Linked DNA regions of Mus musculus: region 1 is linked to region 2. Evidence: chromatin loops called from intact Hi-C (ENCODE). Cell type or tissue: left cerebral cortex. All regions are shown on one strand. Links, peaks and the distances in the headings refer to the core of each region. The heading gives the core; the rest is flanking DNA.

Region 1 (11,677 bases), core at 2,323-10,322, 54 kb before region 2:
TTGAGGGCTAGAGGCTGGAGAGATGGCTCAGTGCGTAAGAGCACTTGTTTCTCTGACAGAGGACCAGAGGACCCCAGTGAGACGCCTAGCCCCATATGGCAACTCACAACCATCTCTAACTCTAGCTCATGGAGAACAAACATTCTCTTCCTCTTCCTCTCATACCAGGTACATACATGGTACACAAACAAGCATGCATAGATAAAACACATCCTTAAAGTAGTAATTTTGAAAATGTTAAGATGCTAGATAAACACAGTGTTTAACATTAGAGACAACTGAGACCCTAGAGGTTCAAGACTTCCTAGTTTGCCCAGATCCCTAACTGGTGTCTTCTGAGGAGCACAGCCAGAGTACCACCAAACTAGAAGCATTTACAAAAGATTCACCACTGTGCCTGGGACAGGCTCACAGCTGGTGCTCACTACTTACAGCCAATGACTCTATACTACAGACAGGTAGAAAGACAATATCCCTTTTGGAAACTCCGTATTCACACTCTAAACTATGGCTCCCGCACCTTTCTAGAAAATGAGGAACACTATTAACAGAAAAATTCCAAATAGCCTTTATCTTCCAAATGCAAGGATGGAACTCAAGGCCAGGCAAGTGCTAGATAAGATCTCTACCATAGAGTGGCAGCCCTGGGCCTTGAACTCTGCTTGTGTGCGGCTTTCTGAGATAGAACTTATTATGTAGCTCAGGCTGGCCTTGAACTTGAAAACCTCTGGCCTCTGCATCTCAAGCGCTGGGGTTACAGATCTATGTGTATGAGCACACTCAGCTTCTGAATAGCATTTTCGTTTTATTTAATTTATTTGTTTGTTTGTTTGTTTGTTTGTTTTTTCGTGACAGGGTTTCTCTGTGTAGCCCTGGCTGTCCTGGAACTCATTCTGTAGACCAGGCTGGCCTCAAACTCAGAAATCCACCTGCCTCTGCCTTCCAAGTGCTGGGATTAAAGGCGTGTGCCACCACTGCCCCGCCTGAATAGCATTTTTAAAAGGAAAACATTTTAGGGTCCTGCCCAACCCAGTACTGTGCTTTACCAAGAATCACCACCAGGTGTCAGGAAAAGGCCATGTTTTGCAAATGACAACAGCATTTCCTCCTTTTCCTAGTTATCCAGGTAATATGTTAAAATTTTTCCCAAAATTACTTCGTGTTTTGTTTTGCTTTGATACAGGGTTCCACATAGCCAAGCACGTATCTGATGATTACCTTAAAACTCTCACCCTCCTGTTTCTCCCCGTCGAGACAGGGTTTATACAGCCCCAGAGACCACACTCGGCGTGGGAGGGAAGCACTCTTCAGGCTCAGGGTCCTGCCTTTAACACGCAGAACCTGGGAGACTCATAAGGATCCTTTACTAGAGTCATGGAGCATCAGACATGGGGGCAGGGCCGAGTGTTTGCACAGTGAATGTCTCACCAAAGCTCGTGTGGATGGTCCACGTCCTTTAAAGTTCAAGATTAAAGTTTAGTCTCTGGGGTGAAAGTATTAGGCGGTGCTGTGGAACTCTTTGGGGGACTCCAGTGAAAGGTCCTTAGCTCACTTGGGGAATGTCCTGGAGGGGGACCATGTGACCTTACCGACTCTGTCCCCAGTCTTGAGATCTGATCTGTCACTCTGACAAGGATAGGCTACCCTTGTCAGAGGGCCAAGCCAGCAGGACTGCCCAGTCTTTGAAATGAAACTCTGTGCTGAGATGGCCATGCTATGTAACAGAACAGTGTTGAGTTCAGTTCTCCTGCCTCCATCTCATCTCCCAGTCTTTGAGCTCACACGTGTGTGTATAGCCACACCCAGCCGGTGGCCTGGGCATTTTATGCTACAGATGCAAAACTGCTGGGGCATACTCAGAACTGAGTAAAACCTTTTGGCCAATCAAAGTCAGCATCGTTTAACTGTTTCTCAGGGCTGCCTGTCTCCTGCAAGGGATCCACGCCTCTTTTTTTTTTTTTAAGAATGCAAATGAGTAAATCATCTTCAATACTAGAAAGCTCTGACACACTGGGCCTCCAGCCCAGAGTCTGTAGCTGCATGTCTGCTGACTGGATATCCTGGGATGTCCCGAAAGTTGGTTTGGATCTCCCTAAAGCACTCTGTAGCAATTCTACTCTCTCGGTCCTTTCCAGAAGGCTCTGTGACCTAGATGTCTCTGGATAGCAAAGGTCAAAAATAGATATTTGCCAGCCATGGAAGTGTGGCACACACCAATCACCCCAGCACTCTGGAGTGTGACTTTGAGGGTAGCCTGGGCTACAGAGCATCATCTCAGTAAATTTATAACAGCAAATCCACAGGCTACTCTGGCTTCTCTTTGCATACCCAACTGTGCAATCGTTCCTCTGCCGGCCCTCTCCAGGGCTGAGTGGGAGGGAACATTTGCTAAGGAGTAATTTCCTGCTGCAAGCACCAATTCACAGCTGTAACACCGTCTAGAAATTTATGCAAAGAACATTTACAACCCGCACACGCGGCTACGCTTCTGTCTTTTAGCTATGTAAGGTGATAGTACTGAATGTTCTTATAAAGTGAGACTTGCACAGAGGAGTAAAACTGTCTGGCTGCCTGACAGGACGTGAAAGGATCTCAGCTCTTGCAGCTCAGACAGCTATTTGCTGACTTGATCCGAGAGCTGCTCGGAGCTCTGCCCTAAAAATAAGCACAATGGCCATCATTAAACTCTCTTGGAAGAAGCATTATCCTGGGCGTGACAGGTACTGAGCAGCACAGTTCTAATTCACTCCTAGGAAATAAAAGGACTCAAGACACGTAATGTTCTCTAACACAAAGAACTGCATTTACAAGGGCTCTGTCGGGAAGGAGAACAGCAACAATGTCAAATACACGGATGGTATGGGGGTGATAAAATGCTTTCCAAATGTGAAAACGCTGAGAAACCCTAGTGGTCACATTAATCCCCAGGACCTAGCAGCACATAGGAGATACTCAATAAACATCTTTTCCAGGAATGGTGTGGCAAACACTACATCAAGGGAACGTATTTATTAGCAAATTCAATTTTAAGTGGGATAAAGGTGTGTGGGATGGTGTGGTTTGGTGCTGGAGGGCTAACCTGGAACCTTGCACGTGCCACGTAAACACCTGGCAGGGAGGCACATCCAGAACCAGGCAAGCTAAGCCAATAACTTCCATCTCCGCTAAAACTGAATATGACCAGTTTAGCACAGACAGAACCAGGAGTCTTTGGAAATCGCTGGATGAATGGCAAAGCAAATACTAGAAATCACCCCTCCCACACTGTCACCCACCAGAGGCACTCCACCCAGACCCTTACCTCTTCCTTCTTCTCTTCTGGATGGGTGGCTCCATCGAGATTCTCGGGAAAATAGCTGTCACCGCTTTCTCCCCCCACATCACCAGCAGCGTTAAGGACAGTATCCTGGAGGGACACGGGTCCCGGTTGCCTGTGCGAAGCATCCTCAGTCCGCTCTTCACTGTCCGCTGAACTGAGGGACAGCACACTCAGACTACTGGGGCACTTAGTACTCCCTGGGCTCTGAGGGCTTTGGGGCTTGGGTGTGGTAGGTCTCAGAGGAGTGGGAAGCTGCACGGGATTAAAAGGATGTTGGCTGCCAGTATGTGCCTCACTGGAGCCTTGGCTCAACCCTTCTGGGTCCGTGGGGATTGGTGAGGGACTGCTGGCACGAGGTCCATCATTTCCCAGTGGCTGAGCACTTTTAGTTTCCAGGGGGAATACTGCAGTATCCACATCTAAGTGGGGCTCTGGAGCTGCGTAGGGCGCAGTGGTGCATGGTGCAGGGATACAGGGTGAGCCGCCACGCCTGGCATCTGGCTCCACGCTGCTGCTAGTACGACGCGAGTAGTCATCGTGTAGCTTGCTTCGTGGCGCAAGTAGTGGGTTCTCATCCCCGAGACCGGGACCAGGGCCAGGGGCTGCACTCCTGGGGGCCTCCCTCTTCCAAGCCGCATCCTTGACATTGCTCACCAGTCTCAGGACTCTGTCGAAGTCCTTGGCCCGGATGGGGCTCCTCCAGCGTCTGGTTCTTCTCTCTGAGCCACCCGGCTTCTCCGGGTCTGTGAAGAAGCTGCTCAAGGTTCTGGAGGGAACCTGCCTGTCACCCTGCAGTTCCGTGAGGTTGGATGCAGACTTGCGCTTGAAGGAGCTCTTCAGGACGCTCAAGCTGTCGATGCTCTTGCTTCTGCGTGGCAGAGGCACAGCCCTGCTGGGTTCAGGGTCTCGAACTTGGATCTCACACACGGCGGGCTCCGGCACTGGCTGCCGCCCCAGGTCCAGCAGGCTGATGCGGCCCAGGCCATAGGCCCTGCGGATGCTGCGAGAACGGTGTGTGCTCCTCTGGAAGGCGTCCTCCGTGTCCTCGGGGTCTGAGCAGTCAGACCCGGCGCCATCTCCTACAGGGCCCAAGGATGTACACCTGCCCAGGCCCTTTCCCAGGATGGCAACGGTGCCATTGGGAGCAGCCCTTCCTGGGTCTCCTGTAGGCTCCTCCTTGGAAACTTCTGCCCCCTCCCGGTTCTGAATTCCTTGAAGGACAGAAGATTTTAGTCTTTTAAAGGAGCCCATTTTACGGAAGGAGGCCAGGGCATTCCACGTGGAGGAATTCCCCACAAGGACGACTGAGCGAGGTCTCTCAGAGTTCGAATTCATCCTCTTCCGACTACCAGAGAAGAGACGTACCAGCTTCGATGGGCTGAGCCTGGTTTCCCCGGCTTCGGGATCACTGCTGGGGCTGCTTTTGCAGCCTCCATTCTGACATGCTGAGGATGTCACCATTTTCGGGGCCTTTGGGTTGGAGGCTGAACAAGTGGCTGTGGCACCTTGCCCATGGCCATCCTGGGCTGTTGTCATGTTCTTGGGGTGGGCAGCCTGGCTCAAACCCCCATTCACGCCGGTAACTGGGGGTCCCTGCTCCAGACCTTCATCTCCAAGGACAGCAGCCTGGCTTTCACATCTGCTGTGTGCATCTGGATCCGTAGTCACAGCTACTGCCTGCAGCACAAAACAAAGCAGGCGTTTAACCATTGTCCCCAAGGAGGCGCCTCTATAGAGGCTGATCGTTCAAGCTAACAACTGCTAACAGAAGAAAAACCCCACAAGCTCCAGGACAAGGCTGGGTCATTAAGAATTACTCTAAAATCTACTTCTCATCAAAGCAAGAGTGGAAGGCATGCAAATGATGTATTCCTCAAAGGAGAAACGAAAAAGACAGCTATGGATGTACATCTGACACAACGGAGAAATCCCGAAACCCCGAGAAGACCCTGGAACGCAAATGGTAAGACCTTGTTCTTTATGTGAACGGAAGGGATCTTTTATTATGAAACATCAACCCCACCGTGACTTCCAAACACGCCTACTGAAACACCAGCCTGTATGAGCAGGGGCTCGGTTGGTGGACTCCTGGGAGTTCTGACAGAGGCCAAGTGACTAAGGAAAACTGTAAGAGAAACTTACGGCATTATAGGGACTCAGGGCACAACATACCAAGCCAGAGAAGCTGGAGGAAAGGCTGTGTGCAGAAGACACCCAGAAAGTTCTACTTGTCCATAGAGTGATGTGAGGAAACACATGGGGCTGTTAGAAACTCAAGACATGGACATATGACTAAAATACCCTCTTCCCTCTGGTCCTACATCCAAGCCTCTATACATTCCTGTGCCCATTCCTCCCAAGGTTGCCCAAGCCTCCTCCACAGCACTACCTAACCCCCAAAAGTGTGTGAGAACACCACATCTTTAACCTTTCCCATCAATCAAGTCCATCTCAGCCTTTCTCGGCCTTCATAGGATGGCTCAAATGTCATGGCCCTTCTATTTCCAATAAATAAATTAATAATTGAGCTTCAGATTATGAGACCACAAAAGGCCATCGGTCAGACAATGCTTACATCATTTCTAGGCGGTTGACTAAGGTCAAGGGTAGATAGAGGCTCTGGGCTGAGGCCTTTACAGCATCACTGAGCCTTCCCAGAAGTCTGGGGCTATCAGAATGCACTCAGAAAACTGCATGGCCACGCAGGCAGGTGAGGGCATTTGTCTGGAGGTCCCGCTGCTAGTCCCCTCTGAATGATGCATTAAACCAATGCCTAGAGAGACAGAGGCACTGCTGGGATCTGTACCCTGGGCACCTGACTCCAATTCCAGCACCTTCCGACCTGTAGAAATCAAATCCCAACTTGGTTTCAGATACTAGTCAAGGCCTTTACCTCCTAGAAACAGCCAAGGCAGGAAGAGGAAACTGTAGAGAGAACCTGAGGTTCTATTTTATTTAGCTCACCATTTTTCAAGCTGGACTTGATCTATGTGAAGCGGCAGTCTGCATTACCTGCTCCTGCGCACTGCTTTCTTTCCCCTTTGGCCCCTGTATCATGCCCAGTGAGGAAGGACTGTCAGGGAGAGCCAGGGGGAACAGATAAAGGATTGATGCCACCCAGGATGTGGGAGTCTCTACTGACTTAGGCTGTCAGCACTTTACTAATAGGAAGACTGATGGCCTAACTGGGCCCTTTGCGGTGCACAAATCTAATGGAGAAGATGGTGTGTGAGAGGCGTGGGGGCGGGGAGGGGCCGTGGGTGCATTTGAATGAGCCACATGAGCTGAGTCTTAATTCTGCCTGAGAGGCGAAAGGGACCAACAGTTAGACTGCCTGCCTGTCCTCAGCATGGTGGTAGTGTGCTTACTTCCATACGCCTCAGAGTCTTAAAATGAACCACAGAGAGAAGTGTCCAAATCCAGTTTGCAGGCAAGAACTGACCACAAGGCCGAGTAGTAATAATGGTCTTTCGAGGACTTGTGTCAGTCACACAGGGGACAGCAGGATTCCCGCCTTAGAGCGGGGCTGAAGTTGGTGACACCAGTAGAGGGCACCATGAGACCTTTTTAGTCCAGGACAAAGCCTGTGTTAAGAGGACCCTGGAGGCTCAAGGGCTACAGAGAAGCATGTTGGGACATTTGAAAATGCTCCTTGAAAGACATGGGGCTATGCCTAGATGCTAAACCTACTACTGTCACACAATCTCCAGTAAGCCATCTCAGCAACCTGTGCTTCATGCTGTCTATGAAATAAGAGGGAACTATCCATCAACTCAGGATGCCATGATCCTCCAGAGGGTGCAAGCAGCAGGCCAGGCCCCTCGAGGGGTTCAGGATGGTGAGTGGAAGTTGGCATGAGGAAAGGACAGCTGGGAACACGGTGTGCCTGGCAGGAGGTGAATGAAGGTGACCAGTCTCAACTCTCAGGCAACAGCTGGGGGGTGGGGGTGGGGGGCAGTCCTTAACAAACTGGGTACAGCAAGCAGAGCAGTGCCTGCCATTGGAGGGGTGGCCCAATGCAATGAGCGCTGAGAATCATGGGAAATGGGGCAGGATGTTTACATACCCTGAGTATAAAATCTAATCATTCTTCAAGACCAATTCAGGGGTCACTTCTGTACCTCTGAAGTGAGTAAGAAAATCCGTATGTGCTTCCAGGGCGGTGGAACCTCACCCCATGTATTACCAATGCATAATGATATTGTGGGAATATGAGCAAATCTATGGGCTGTTAAGGTTTGAGAACCATGAGACTGAACACTTCAGCTTACTCAAGACTATTATCTTGATACAAGACTGCATCAGTTTTCCTGACTGTATCTACTTAGGTGACAGATCATGACATACTTGTGTGTGTTTCTTCAACTGGTGATTACATTTTTAAATTTTTTTTTATTTTTATTTTTTTTTGGTTTTTCGAGACAGGGTTTCTCTGTATAGCCCTGGCTGTCCTGGAACTCACTTTGTAGACCAGGCTGGCCTCGAACTCAGAGATCCACCTGCCTCTGCCTCCCGAGTGCTGGGATTAAAGGCGTGCACCACCACGCCCGGCTGGTGATTACATTTTAAGAGGTTTCACATATGCTAGACAAACATCTCCCGCCACTGAACTGTATCACAGCCCTTTTTTCCAATGATACTGGGTCGTTGTTATTTGTCTCGTTACTTTTTTACTTTGAGACAGGGTCTCACTAAGTTTGTATTTGAACAGCAATCCTCCTGCCTCAGCCACCCAAGTAGCACTCTAGGCACTGCTTGCCCCTATTTCTCTAGGTTGAAGATGCTTACATTTTTATTACACCAGTAAGCATTTACTATTAAAAAAAAAACACGTAAATTTAGATCCAGACTCCATCTGAATGGGTTTAGAAAGCTAACGATGTACTTACTGTCTGTCCATGAGCCAAGCAAGGCTGTTTACTGCTTTAGAGTGGAAAGTGAAAGTCACAGGAAGGAACAAAAGCTTTCCCAGAATCTCCGAGGAACACACCAAGTTGCGTTATTGAGAACCGATGCTTTGACCCCCATTAACTAACAAGGGTCGCAATTCAATTACTGGCTCCATGGCAAGCCTGATAAATCATGGGACCCCTGCCAGAGATGCTTCTGAAGGGAACTCCAAGAAAGAATTCGAGATGGGAATATTGTGACATCCAGTTGCCCACAAGCTGGCCTCCGGGGTGAATGAACTCCACAGTGGAATGTTTCTCCCCACTCGTAATGAGAAATCTCTACAAAACCAGCTGTGACCAACTCATTTCAATTAGAACCAGAAATGTCAGAGGGGTAAAATTATGCATCAGCTTGGGCTACGGACACCACCTCGGAGCACATCCGATGCTCGTCCGAAAACCAGCGAGGCTGGGGACTACCGTGCAACAGCCGCACATCCCCGTTCATCTCCATGGTTCCACTTACATTCAGACAAAAGACCCAAAAATCATTAAAACGAGTGTCCCGAAAGCAGGCAATTCATAGGTTTTTCTTTGCATCTTGCACCATCCTTCCCTGTCCTGGCTAGGATATAAACTGTCATTCTGCCTGGCTTACCCACGCCTCGTACACTACATTCTCTCCTACTGGGCATTCAGTAGCCATCTGTCTCAGAATGCTTGTCGGTGGCACTGCAGTGCTGAGTTCAAGTAATCCTGGTTTCACTTAGCAACAGCCCGGAAGCACAAAGGGAGAGGTGTCGGCAACTCAAACGATGGACACATTTTAGGTTCAGCACGATCTGAGGTCTCAGTCTGACTGATGCGGACCATTACTAGGTGATGGGTGGGGATGAGCGACCAGCAGTTAGAGTACAGTGACTGGGCATGGAGTTAGTTCAGGATTGTCACCTATCGGCCAGAACCTAGAGACCTTCTCAGCCCTCTGCCCCAGTCTCTGTGGCCACCAAGTCTCAGAGACCATCACTGCCTGGCTCACGAGACCTCCAGGGATGTGGAGTGGCACACTACCTTATCCCTAGCCTGAGGCGCCTTCCTTCTGGACAAGTCTGCCCTGGCTCCCTCCCATCTTGTAATCCCAATCACCCCCCATCCTCCAGCCTTCATTCTGTCACCGGAGTACTTCCTGGTCTGCAAATGGAACTGTCACTGGAATGCCATGTCATTGGCTGCAGGTCTCCAGACCTCTCCCCAGCCAGGCTCCATTCTGTTTGGCTCTGTGGTGCTTACTAAAACAAACAACCACAACGACAACAACGACGACGATGAAAACTGAGGGTCTTGCGCAAGTGAGGCAAGCTCTCCGCCCCTGGGTTACTCCTTTAGGCCACAGGCTGACCCCACTGCAGATCCTCTTCTGCTCTCGGATTCTCTCTCCTGCAGGGGATCACAATTCCAAGCTATCATGACTAAAGGCATCTGATAGGTCTGGTCAGTGGGAGCCAAGTGTGGGCGGGGATCTGGGAGTGGGAGGAAGGAGGCCCCAGCACCTCTGTGGGTGACATCTGTCTCTGCTTTGGCTCTGTCCCCTTACGTCTCAGATTCTTTCAGGTTGTGGGTTCAAGTGACCATTCCTCCCCTCCAGTGTAGGGGTCAGCTGCACATCTGCCAACTTGCCCAACTGAATACACAAAATCCTGTCTTGGAGTCTCTTTGCAATAGCTAGAGGCAGTTCTCTTTGCCTGTTCCATAGGCATGTACTTTGCCATGACATCATTAACTCAAGTGAGGAGGCTCTTGAGAAACTCTCCCTCCCTCTCTAACACAGGAGCCCTTTCTCTGGTTCTCAGCACCTTCTATGTAGCTCAATTGGTCCTACTGCTTACCACCCTGGCCCAGCATTTTGCTCCTCCTCTGCTTTCTCCAAGTATCTCTGAAGACTTTGAAAAGTGTGTTAAAGTAAACAAAATCAAGTCTGATTTCGCCGTCCTCATCATCCACCAGGTGAATGACGGGCAGACTGAGGATGGGGATAACACTATGTGTTCTGCACACATCAGCTAGATCAGTCTGAGGCCACATAGCTTTTCTATGGGAGCCGTCCTATGTCCCCTAGGGTGTTTCATACAGTAGTGGCTACCAATGCTACTGGGACCAAGAAAGACTACATCAGGTGTAGAGGCTCAAGGTGATCCCACCACTTAAGAAGCTGATCCAGGAGTTTGGCGCCAGTCTGAGTAATATGACAAGTTCTAGGTCAGCCTAGGCTATATACTAGACGCTGTCTCAGAAATACCAAGATAGATAAGACAGATGATAGCTATAGATGATTAACAGATATCTAGATGGGTGATACAGATACACACACGCACAAAAGAGGGGAGGGGAGGGGAGGGGAGGGGAGGGGAGGGGAGGGGAGGGGAGGGGAGGGGAGGGGAGGGGAGGGGAGGAGAGGAGAGGAGAGGAGAGGAGAGGAGAGGAGAGGAGAGGAGAGGAGAGGAGAGGAGAGGAGAGGAGAGGAGAGGAGAGGAGAGGAGAGGAGAGGAGAATACTATGAAAACTGTTTCAGAGAGGTAAGTATTGAAATTACTGAAATTTATTTTCAACCATGAAACTGAAGGTTATAGTGTTTGGTGGTACTGTTTTTTTAAAAAAGATTTTTTATTATTATTATTTTTATTATTATAATAAATAAGTACACTATAGCTGTCTTCAGACAGCAGCAGAAGAGAGTGTCAGATCTCATTATGGGTGGTTGTGAGCCACCATGTGGTTGCTGGGATTTGAACTCAGGATCTTCGGAAGAGCAGTCAGTGCTCTTACCTGCTGAGTTATATCGCCAGCCCGCCTAACTACATTTTAATTATGCTATAAACAGGTCTGTTTATGTTGTGACAGCAATAGCATGTTGTTCTACAAACGACTTTTAAAATGCTGATAATTACTAAGCTAGTAACAATATTCAGTCACTTTTTATTTTAAAGACAAGGCTTAACTGTGTATCACACACTGCCTGTGAAGCTCAGTGTATAGTTTAAGCTGGCTTCAAACTCACAAGAATCCTTAGGCCTCAGCCCTCCCAAGTGCTGGAATTACAGATATGAGCTACCACACCCAGGCCTTTCATTTTAACTAGTAATCAATTTATTGATCGAAGTTAATGATTTGTATGCTGATTTTGTAAATGTGCAATTAATTTCTTTGCAAGTCAAAGCACACCTGAGTGACGCAGGAACAGGCTTAATACCTTCTGAACCTCTTCCTGCAGGAAGCAAATGCATGCATCGTATTTCCTGCAGGAAGCTGGGTGCAAATGCATGCGTCGTATTTCCTGCAGGAAGCTGGGTGCAAATGCATGCATCGTATTTCCTGCAGGAAGCTAGGTGCAAATGCATGCATCATATTTCGGCTTTTCAAGGCTTTCCATTTCTTGGCAAACAGTACAGATGCCTATTCTGTGCCACCT
Region 2 (11,677 bases), core at 2,282-10,281:
CAGTCCAATGCCTAGGTGTCATCTGAAACTGATCACAATTTCAGCTGCGGGCGAGGCCAGTAATCAATTTGTTAATGATAGGTAGCGCCAACATACAGGAGAGCTTCTGAACTCTTCAGTTGAGACAGTTATCAGTGTGTATCCAGGAAACTTTTATCCCATATTGCAACATCAGGCCCTAATAAAAGTTTTTCCTGAATGGTAAAAAAAAAAAAAAAAAAAAAAAATGTAAAGCCCAGAGCGATGGCAGTTAGAAGTAAGGGATTTGGTGACTGAGTGGTTAAGTCATGAATTGGATTGAGATCCCTATAAAAGGAGCTTCACGGGAGCTGAGAGGTGGCTCAGCCAGTGTCTGCCATGCAGATCTGAGGACCTGAGTTCATACCCACAGCAATCATGTAAAAAACAGTGTGGTATTGCACATTTGTAGCCCCAGAGCTCAGGAGGGTAAAAAAGGATGATCCTGGGGTCTCGTGGCTTCCAGTCTAGGCAAGTGAGTGAACAAGAGGCTAAGTGAAATCCAAAAAAAACTATATATATAAATTTTATATGTAACAACACATATTAATATATAATGTTAATATATTATATATTATGTAATAGCTATATTTCAACACATATTAATATATAATGTACTATGTATTAACATGTGTTATATATTATATATCTATGTATTGTTTATATTTATATTTACATTTATATTTATATTTGAAAGTGCTTGAGCAAAAGACTGACCATACACCTCTGGCCTCTACATACATGTGTACACACACACACACACACCCACACACACACACACACACACGAAAGGGTGGGGGCTTCAGAGAGCTATCTAGCCCTTCCATTTGCCATTACAGCCATGGGAAGATATAATGCCTGTACCTTTAGCTCCTTCCACCAGTTCCGCCCTGTAAGTCTACCACAAGAAAGCCTCTCCAGACACCAAACTTCGGTGCCCTGATCCCAGCTTCCTAGGCTCCAGAAAAGAGAGATGTTTCCCTCCTTTGTAAACTACACACGCCAGTCATAGCAGCAGAGACTAAGGCAGCTGCTGTCTCCAGCTTTTAGAATGTGACAACTGAGGGACAGAGAGATTAACACCTTCACACAGCCTACAGGCTACAGAGACAGACCATGAGGCCAAGGGCTGAAATGCTAAGAAAGTTTCCATTCCTCCGACATCACACACCACATGTCCCACTCGGCTTCTTGCATTGTCTTCTCCGAAGACTTTCAGCCTCAAGCGACTCCTGGCCAAGGAACAGAAGCAAAATCATCCTACTTCCCCAACAGACTTGGATTAAAAACTGTAACAAACTCAGGTCTAATTCCAGGAGAAGGCACTGGAGGAGGAGTCGGAGTGTTCAAGAATTCACACCCAGCGGTTTATGCCGCGTCATGGTCATCCATCAGACCTACCAGTTGGAGCTGAAGGTTTTTAACCTCTGGGGACGTGGTCGTGTTTAAATTAGGGGTCTGATTTGCTTCTCTCTCTTCCACATGAGCTCATTGGTTTGTTCCATTATAAATGTATAGGAAAGAAGGGAGCATGATGAAATACGGACAGCTGCTAAGTTGAGGGAAACCACAGCACCAAACACGCATCTTCACACTACAACAGAAAAGGAAGCTAACTACCTGGGAAGTTCTGAACTCACACATCCTAGAGCCATGGCTACCAGACACCTGCGGCACACAGGAGGCTCGTTATCATAGAGATAGGCAAGCCCATGCCCAGAATGCACCAGGCCCTGGGTTGCACCCCCCAGTATCACAAAAAAAAAAAAAAAAAAGACAAAGATGAACAAGAAACCTCCTTTACAGGTTACTGGCCTGCACTCACAAATGTCTACTTAAAAGGTGTGGGGACAGCCCGAGGACTGTCTAACATGTCCCCACACCTGGATTATGAGTCACAACAGTGGCATGCAGCCATAAAGAAACAGCCTGTGGGGTCCTGGTTGTGTCCTCGCTGGTCTCTGCTTATGCTGCCCAGAAGATCCCATCAGCCTTTGCCCTTGCCAACTTGTGCTTCCTCATCTCCTGGAGGGCTTTCCCAGTCTCAGAACTTCACATGCTCTCCCACGCCCACCACGCCCACGTTCTCTACACTGTTTGACTTTTCACACGTCCACCTCCCCTGCTACACAAGATGGTGAGGCTCTTCATGAAAACCATCGGATTGGTTAGCATCTAGCACGTAAACAACAGTCAGTACATGATAGATAAATATGTCCCTGCGAAGCAATATGAACATACAACCACACATGCCTATGACAGACAGCAGGAGCTTTGCAAGTCTAAATGGCTCAGACCATCGCTGTACCGTTCATGGATGAGAAAAAGCTCTTACATAACAGGGGACACTCCATCCCCTTGAAGGATAGCAACCAAGCACATTTCTAAAGCAGAGGTTAGTTTTCTTCTGCCACAGAAAAGTCCCAACCCACTTGGATGTGTTCAAACATACACAAGTAAACTAGGATACAAGATCCCTTTAACTTTAGCACACACCAGGGCCTGATCCCTGAACTTAGTACAACACCTTCCCCCAGATCCTCAAGACAGTTGTACTGGAACTCACTCTGTAGACCAGGCTGGCTTTGAACTCACAGTAATCCACTTGCCTCTGCCTCCCGAATGCAGGGTTTAAAGGAGTGTACCACCACCAACAGGCTTACTGTAGCACTTTTTAAGAAGGTTTGGGCTGCTTAACCCAGGCTTCCCATCAAGTGCCATCACACAGTAGGTCTGGTCTCACCCTCCCCTTGCATCTGCTTCCAATGTAGACAAGGGCTCTCTTTCCTAGTTCAATCCCATGTGCTTGGGGGCACAGATGTGTGAAATGCTAAGCAGGAAGGACCAAGAAAGAAGAGAGCAGGTGGTTTGGTGGCCCAAGGAAGCTGCTCACAGCTAAGGATCTCTCGAGACTCTCCCCACTCCAAACCCCAGTCCAGCCTTGCCCAAGCCAGTCTCTGATTCTTTGCCAGGGACACCAGGAAACATGCTCTGTCACTCCATTAACAGGGGTTAAGGGGCAAGGCTGGCGAGCCCTTCTCTATCCAAGGAGATATACAAGCTCATCAATCTTGTAGCTAACTGCCAAGAGGCAAACACGTGACCTCCAGACTCAGCAGTGTCTGAGCTCCTTGTGTCCCATAGAGGCACCAACGGATGCTGCTCCTGAACCACGTCTGACTGTGCTGTCGACATGACAAGGAAACCAGGTTCTTTAAGCTGTTCATCAACAGAGGTGACAGTATTGCGTCTGACGCACTTACTCTAAGTATTATCACCTGTGTCCACCCACGTGTTCAGATGCCACCTTAAAGAGCCAGAACTAAATTGAAACGGCATGTGCCAATGTCCGAATTTACCAGGAGCCACAGCTCCTTGGGGGCCTATCAAGCATCACACCCTGCCAGAGCCAGAAAAGGATGCAGATTCCTCTGGATCCTCACGGTCACGGCCCGGCTCTCCTGTCCTGGTCATTCTCAGTTCAGTAAGCAGAACCCATCTCTCTACCTTTGTCGAAGGCGCTGAGGCGGCACACTTGCCTCAGCAAACTGTAGGCTCCACTCACAGAAACACAAGAGAATTCACATGCCTCTAATACGACAGACAGTCATGGATGCAAATCTCACTGCTGACAGCGGGGCTCTGGGCATGGTGGCTTCCCTGAACCTCCAGACTCCACTGTGGAACCCAGCTGCCACCATCAGAGCCACAGAGAACAGACGACACGCACAGATGTTTTCTCCCTCCTCCCAAGAAGCTCACGGCCACTCCTGCATGAAACGTACATTTCAGTGTACCTTCTGTACTTTGTAATGATGCAATTCTCCCAGGAAAGGGAAGGAGAGGCAGAGCACTCCAGCTGCTGACGTTGAAATCCCTACGTGCCATGTGGTCTGCCTAGAGAAAGCTGTTCATTCTTGTTGCTCTGGGAAGAACCACTCTTCTAAAAACACCTGAACGTATACATATTTCTGTGATGTTTTACCCCACTTATGCCATCACATGTCTCAAAGGCAAATATTTTCTTCTTATGTCTTTAAGGCTTCCTCCAAAAAAAGGAAACCTACAGATGATTCTACACGAAACATGCAGTTCTACTGCTGTGTAGCTCAGAAAAAGGACGGGAAATGAAGTTGCTTTCCACACTGAGCTGTAGGGTCAGGCGTCAGTCCTGGGATGCTGCGGCTGCTGGACAAATTTGTCTCTTTATGTCTGGGCCAAGTTCCCCGCTGGGTGGATTCTAACGTCCCTTCCAGCTAATAAAGTCTGTAACTCCAGCAGTCTCCTTCAGTAAACTTGCAAGTGAAGACTAGCCAGGAAACAACTGATCAAGGTTTAAGACTATAAAATGAAATAGAAATTAAAGGACTCGTGAAGCCGCATGGTTCTCGGAGACCCAAAGGCCCATTCATTCATTGTACTAAAGTGAAACTGAACTCCTGACACAGGAGCCAGTTAGCCATATACTTTTTATGATGTTGTCTTCCCAACGTCCTAGGGTAAAGATGGGAAGCAGGCTGAAGGCAGAGATGGTGACAGCCAGGCTTTCTGAAGGACATCAGCCATTTGACTTTTCCCCAGGCACTGTCCTACAAGAAGAGTAGACTCTATGCCCTAAACTGGCACACACTGCAAAATAAACAAAACATGTCAAATAACAACCTCACTTCCAAAGCTGAATGCCCGACCTGTCTGAGGTCAAGAAGTCACATGGCCCCATGAGACTAAGTCAAACAACACAGTCATGACAAACATGACTGTGGCAGGCTTACCTTCTCTGAACACACCCTTTCCTCATCTGCAAAAGGGGGAGAGTGGTGGGTCTTCCTTGACAGAGACCGAAGGAAGATTTTAAATGAATATTACTGCTTTAGCACACTGTTTGGTAAATTCTGTGTGATCATCACATTAATGTTGGTAATGACATCATTCTAGGGCTGCATGTCCAATTCCACTTCAACAGACAGGCACAGTGGCAGATGGAGAGGCCTGAGAGCCAGGCAGTGTGCCGCTGTGGAAAGGCAGAAGCTCTAGTGACACTTCCAGACTTTCTAGAAAAAACAAAACAAAACAAAAAACTAAGTCTGTGAGGTAACTCGGGGCTAACTGGAAAGGAGGAAACTGAGCCTAGTGGTGTTCTAGGCCTGTGGGGGGAAGGGAGGACCACAAGGGATCTGAGACCAAGAGAGCTGGGAAAGTCACCAAAGCGTTGGCAGGCTGTGGCTAGGGAGGAAGCAGGTAAAAAGGCCGGAAAAAGAGTGCCCGGTAACACACAGGTCACAAAGAAAGGAAAGGCTCACGAAACGGGTGGGGGTGGGGCGGCAAGTTGGGGGCCAAGGAGGTGAGTGAAAAATAATTAAAACGCTGGATAGAAAGCAACCTCCCCAAAGGCTCTAGAGGGTGGGGGAGGGGCAGAGAACAAGGTTCAGCCCCACTCGGTGGGGGTGCATAATTAACCCGTACCAAGAGAACAATGCGGTGAGGAAGTTTGAAAGGGGGCGATGAATAGCAGGGAAAGGGAGCATTTGCTAGGAAAGGTAAAAAAAAAAAAAAGAAAACAAGAGTGAGGGGAAAAAAAGCAAACAGGGTGAAATTTCTGTGCTTTAAAAGTGGGATCAAAAAAGATGGGCAAAAACCTAGAAGGTCTGGAGAATTTAGAAAACACTAGACAACAGAAATGGGGTGGAAGGGGCCTGAAAAAAATAGTGGGGGAGGGAGAGATACGGCTCTAAGAAGCCTTGGTAACCAGCAGTGAATAAATTCAAATAACTATTCTACTTATCAATGCCATGATCCCATGCTGGGCAGCAACTATAGTAGCTTGGCTCGCTTGTGTTTGCTGTTGGGATTTTTTTGTCTTCTTTCACTCGGGGAAGAAATTTGCTCCGACTCTGCAACTTTGCTGTTAAGAAGTGGGGTCCGCCAGCACAAGCCACCTGAATTCCTCTCCTGCGGCAGTCGTCCCATCCCAGAGTCTAGCCAGTATAGCAATTCCCCATATCCCGAACAGATATGGAGCCAACCCAATTCTGCCAACTCACTCTCTATACAAGTAACGATAAAGTCCCCAAGTCTTTTAGGCTGCGTCCCAGAAGGAGAAACTTGCTTTCTAATCTGAGTGCTCCAATTTAAAACGCAACCCCAATCCCCTCCATGCACAGGTCACGCCCTCCGAGGAAGGAAGCATTCAAGGGGCCAGTGGCGGCCAACCTTTGTCCGTCGTCCTGGCGCAACCCCGCAGCCCGCCCAGCAAGCAGGGAGCGCGGGTAGATAGAGTTTCAGGGTAATCCCTGACGTCCCGGGGGGAAAGGCACCGGCAAGAACAGCACACCGCGCCCTCCCCGGGGGGCGCTGCCGGGCTAGCCCAGAGCAGCCGCTAGCAGGCGGAGCGCTCACGGTGGCGCAACAGGTGAGCAGTCCCAGTCCGTCCCACGAGCCACAAGCAGGAGCTGGCAGCGGGGCACCCTTGGGTCACAGAGGCGCTCAGTTCCTCCGCGATACCCACCCGAGAGCCCGCGCCCCGCAGAGCCTTGCGCCTCTCTGGGTAGCCTCACCTCGACGGTCCCCACTCCACCGAAGCTCCAAAGCCAGCGTGTCCAAGAGGTCCTGCTGCCCAGCCGGCTCCAGCAGGGATGCAGCCGCGAGCTCGCCAGGCTCTGCGCGCCGTGGCCTCCAAGAAAGAGCAGCGCTGATTCCGCCCTCCCGCGCTCAGCCGCCTCCTCCCACGGGCCACGCCCCCAGCCCGCTCCCGAAGCCACGCCTCCACACCGCTCCCCTGAAGCCACGCCCCCGAACCCGCTCCTGGGGTCCTCGCAGCCCTCCTTGCTGGTCCAGCCTCCTCTTCAAGGAGCCACGCCCCCAGCTCATCTTCCTTGCCTCTACCCGCTAGAGAATTTTTTTTCCTTCGACCAACCCCAAACCGTTCGGTTCAAGTCCCCAGGCCAGACCACGCCCTTGGTCTCAGAGGACTCTCTCAACCTACCTCACTTCATTCCCCGCCTCTCACTACCTCCACCCGCTCCACCTCCAGGTTATGCCTTCGTGCCACTCACTCACTCCAAGTCATGCCTCCGCCCTACTAACCTTCTCTAGCAACTCCTCTTTCTCGTTTCATCTTCTCAAAGGATTACTCCCTAGTAAGACCCGGACTCTGTCCCACACCTCCGAGTCCCACTGCGGATCACCGCAGCCACTCACACACTGGCACCATACACGGACTCTTTCTTGCTCCCTACCGGCCAACATGCTGCCTCCGCCCCGGTGAGCTGCTGCGTTGCCTGGGTGACCGCCTGACGCCCACTGTCCCACCTCCTCCTATTGGACTCTTCTCCGTTCAGGCTCAGGGCTATTCTCTGTGCGGGTTCTCCTTTTAAGTCCATGGAAACTCAGCTTTAAGATGCTTTGACCTTCTGTTTTCCCAGAGCCTGGACTATGAACTCTCAAAGAACTCCTACTTTCCTAACTTGGCTCAACTGAGACCACAGAGGGGAAGCAGCTCTTCAATGCCAGGATCTGTGACACACACACACAACCCTTCCAAAATGTGCTGTGGTTATTTCTGAGGAATTCATAAGGCAAGTGCATTCTTTTAAAACTTGTGGTTTGCTGAGACGATTCCTTTGAATGGCAACAATATGCCAGCATGATTATTCTAAATATTAGAAGCTTCTTAACCAAAGAACAATCACTGTCTTAGACAAAAGAACGTGTAATGCACCAATAAAAAAGTTTAAATTAACTTTTAGATTATTTTAATAGAGTAATGCATTTGTTTGAGAATTTCACACAACCTATTTTGATCACATTCACCCTCAATTCTACTCCAACTCTTATTTTGTTTCTATGTGCATGCGTGTCTGTGTGAGTGAGTGTACTCCATTTGTGTGTTCCTGCCTGTGAAGGCAAAGAAAGGAATCACACCTCCTGGAGCTGGAGTTATAAGCGATTGGGGGCCTCTCAATGTGGGTCCTGGGAACCAAGCTGTGGTCTTCAGGAAGGGTAAGAATTGGGCTTAACTGCCGAACCATCTCTCCTCCCTAAATTAATTGTGTGTATGTCTTTAACTACTGAAAAACCCAAGCTGTAATGGAGAGTCCATGCCATTGTGCATCTGTAGAGAACCATGACACACGTGCCAAAGTGAACCCTGTAAACAGGCTGCGTGTGTTGCTTCCTTATGGTCCACCACTTCTGGTTCATGAGCAGGAATGTAAGTACTACAATGCTAATGACAAGATATGGGGGAGGGGGGTCAAAACTCTGTGATTGCCACTCCATATTCTGTAACCCTAAAATACCATGAGAAATTCTGTCTTAATTAAAAACAGGCACCAAATGTATTAGGTAGTATCTCTGGGTTGTGAAAATATGGGAAGATTTTATTGTATTCTTTTGATGTTTATTGAAATGCCCCCTGCAGGTTTTGACAACAAACATATTTATAGTAGAAAATATTATAAAGTATAAACTACAGGGCTTGAGAGATAGCTCAGAAGTCAAGACCACTGGCTACACTTCCAGGAGACCTGACTTTCAGGTCCAGCATGCATGTATGTATTTGTGGAGGCTTACAGATATATGTACCTCCAGTTCCAGGGGCTCTGATGCCTTCTTATGGCTTTTGAAGGACCCAGGGCCACGTGTTGTACACAGACATACATGCAAGCCAACACCTGTTCACCAAATAATTACTATTAGTTTTGTTTTTCAAGACAAGGCTTCTCTCTGAATAGCTCTAGCTGTCTTGGAATTCTTTCTGTAGACCAGGCTGGCCTTGAAATCAGAGATCCACCTGCTTCTGCCTAGAACTAAAGGCGTGCACCACCACATTTCAGAGACATAGCATGAGAGGCTAATGCTATTAGATATTCCATACTTGATTTGTCTTGCACCAGCTTAACAAAATCCACATAAAGCCCTCATGTATGAAATCCATTTTAGCACTGTCAGAATATTTTTTAATTATTCCTTTAGAATTAGCACAAATGTGGGGAGCAGATATTAAAAAAAAAGAAGAATCTGCTTCAAACCTTTGACTGCTTAGAAACCACTATTAATATTTATATGCAATGTTCTTTGCCTAGCTCTCAGGTAAACGGATTTATGCACTTGACTGAGAGCCGTTCTGCCTCCCTGACACTCTGGATGACCCAGGCAAGCCCTTTACGTTGCCAACTCAAGCTTCCTTTTCATTGTGCATTTGACAGCGAGACTTTGCTAGTTGCGTTAGTCAGAAAATTAAAACTGTAGCCTGCAGCTCACTCTTGCTGTCACGCACAGGACCTTGACAGTGTGAGTTCCTGGTCCTTAAAGCAAGACACACGTGTTCAGAGTTTCCATGGGAGGTTGCATGAACTCCTTGGATAAAGCCCCTAATTCAGATTTTAAACGTGTTAGAGAAAGGCTGGGCACCTCCTCCATCATGTCTGTAATCAGCACACACCTCCAGTTCTTGCCCATCCATTACATAACAGACCAGGTCCAGAGATCTCAAAACTTCCTTCTGTTTCCATCATTCCATAGATATGTTCCACAAAACATGGGTTCTAAGTCAAAGAACAAAACCCTACCCCATGTCTCTATGGGCTGCTATTGCTGCTGCTGTGGCTGCCTGCCTGTCACTGACAGCCCAGCAAACAGCCCTGATACCTGCACTCCCACTGGTGGGAACCACCCAGAAGTGTCTCCCAGCTTTCCCTCTGCACTGATCTTGGAGTACCTCAGTCCCCCTCAACCACAATTCATCATTTCCATGTTGACTCTTACGTGTGTATGTGTGTGTGTGTGTGTGTGTATCACACACTGATGTGTGATCACATCACTGTGTATCACACACTAATGGGAAACCACTGATTCCCATTAATGCTGCCTGTATGTACATGGGTATTAGGCCAACCCCAGAACCAGGGACAACTGCCAGTGGCCACATCTCAGAAGAGAAATTACTCCCCCTCCCTGAACATGGGTATTTGGGGCTGGAGAATGTCCAAGGATAGAAGCTTCCACCTTATACCAAGTCTAAAATGCCCCCAATTATATTTTCTCTGAAATCAGGATCTCTTTGCATTAGTATATATTGAGTGCTTAATACATACGTGGTTCACATTGGTTGTCTACTAAAAGCCACAACACGGTCTTCAAGGCACTGTCATCTTGTCACTCATAATTGAGGGGAAGAGGAGAGTTCAGCGGGGTTGGATGAGTGGCCCAAGGTCATCCAGTAAGTGAGGCCGCCAGGATCTGATCACATGCTCCAGCTTTTAAGCAGGAGATGGAGGCCATGTGTGACTCCTCCAGGGTTCAGGGGGTGCTGCTGTGTTCAGTTTACTGAAAGCTCCCTCCCATCCCCAAATTCACAGTGGTTTCTAGGAGGAAACAAGAGAGGCTGAGAAACATCTTTCTGGAGATTTTAGGACTTTTTCTTTGAGAATCTTCCTTGGTGAGCTAATTCTTCCAAAGAGACCACAACCAATAAATTTCTCCACCTCCTAATAGCGATTCTATCAAGGGACTAATCCATCTATTATGTCAGAACCCATATGACTTAATCATCTCTAGAAATGCTATCACAGATGCGCCCAGAGGGTCACAGTATTAGTTAACCTCCCTCAAAGCAATCAGGTGGACAATTACAGTCAGCCAGTCCCAAGTGTGCAGTGCAAACAGCTTCAAGAGCTCACACACAGACCCACCTCTGTCATCACAACCCATGGCGCTTCTAAAGCCTTGCTTCAAGCTCACTAACCCCTTCCCCGACTTCCCTGAGTATCATCAAGAAGACATGGCTTCATATTTGCCACCATCACAAAGCATGAAGTGCACCCACTGTTTTAGCACCAGGAAGATTGTATATTAATGAGTGCGGGCAGTGTTTTTTTTTTTAACTTTATTTATTTTGAGACCTCCCATAGAACTATCGATTAGATACTAGCTAAATGATAAAAATAATCAGAATAACAATGCTAATCCATTATTTGTTACTGGTTATATGCTTTAAAGCATATTAATTGAGGAATGTTATTAACAAAATATACAAAGTTGAGCCAGTTTCTTAAGTTGAGGCTCTGACAGTCAGGGCAGGTTGCCAGTTCTTTCTGGTTGTTGTTATGTTTTATGTTCAACAATGATTTCTCACCACTCCAAAATTCTGAGCAAACACTCAAAAAGCACCCTAGCCCATGACCATGGGTTTGAAGCAGATCACGTGACCTGCTTTGAGCTTCACCCCTGACCGAAATCTTCCATTTTAAACCCCAAGCAAATTTTTCCTTTTTCCCCACTCACGTCCAAAGCCCAGAAGAACAGATGGGAGAGCACAGGGTGACTCATTGCTTGCTTGTAAGTAGCCTTGAACAACGAGGAACAAAACAAGGAGAATTGTATTCTGGGGGATCTTAAAACAGAGAGAGCACAGATGGAAGACTCGTCGTGAGAACATCAGGGGTCTCCAGGGCGGATGGACAAATGAGGCTCGAGGGCAGTGGACTGGCATCAGTCAGACTCTTGGAAGTGTGTCATGCCGTGGTAAAGGTGGGCGAGCACCTGAACAAGGGTTCTGGCACCTGCACGATGAGCTACACAAAGATGTTCGAACCACTCCCTGAGCATGTTTCCAAGTGAACCCGGCAATGTTTACAAGTAATGAAACTGGTGCCTAGCC

What was found. Hi-C counts contacts between places; a loop is a spot of excess contacts. Peaks named below come from ENCODE experiments on the same cell type or tissue, not always from the same donor. Only the 100,000 strongest peaks of a DNase experiment are listed, where the experiment ranks them.
Region 1: a loop joins it to region 2, with 2.6 times the contacts of the local background. A loop is called at or near these places in 13 of 42 quality-filtered maps.

The regions. Positions count from the first base shown.
Region 1 is chr14:60,684,173-60,695,849 of GRCm38, reverse strand. It overlaps Spata13 (spermatogenesis associated 13), which reads right to left. Exons shown (of 13, transcript NM_001033272.2): 2 at 3,302-4,996. The coding sequence starts at 4,855. Gm41165 (a long non-coding RNA gene) reads left to right here and starts at 11,558. Exons shown (of 3, transcript XR_003951186.1): 1 at 11,558-11,677. In left cerebral cortex, for the core only: a CTCF peak has its summit at 6,859 (motif pointing right); DNase peaks (open chromatin) are centred at 2,503, 6,867 and 8,887; H3K4me3 peaks cover 198 bases.
Region 2 is chr14:60,629,760-60,641,436 of GRCm38, reverse strand. It overlaps Spata13 (spermatogenesis associated 13), which reads right to left and starts at 6,732. Exons shown (of 13, transcript NM_001033272.2): 1 at 6,573-6,732. In left cerebral cortex, for the core only: a CTCF peak has its summit at 6,365; DNase peaks (open chromatin) are centred at 3,658, 6,081, 6,807 and 7,284; H3K4me3 peaks cover 1,868 bases.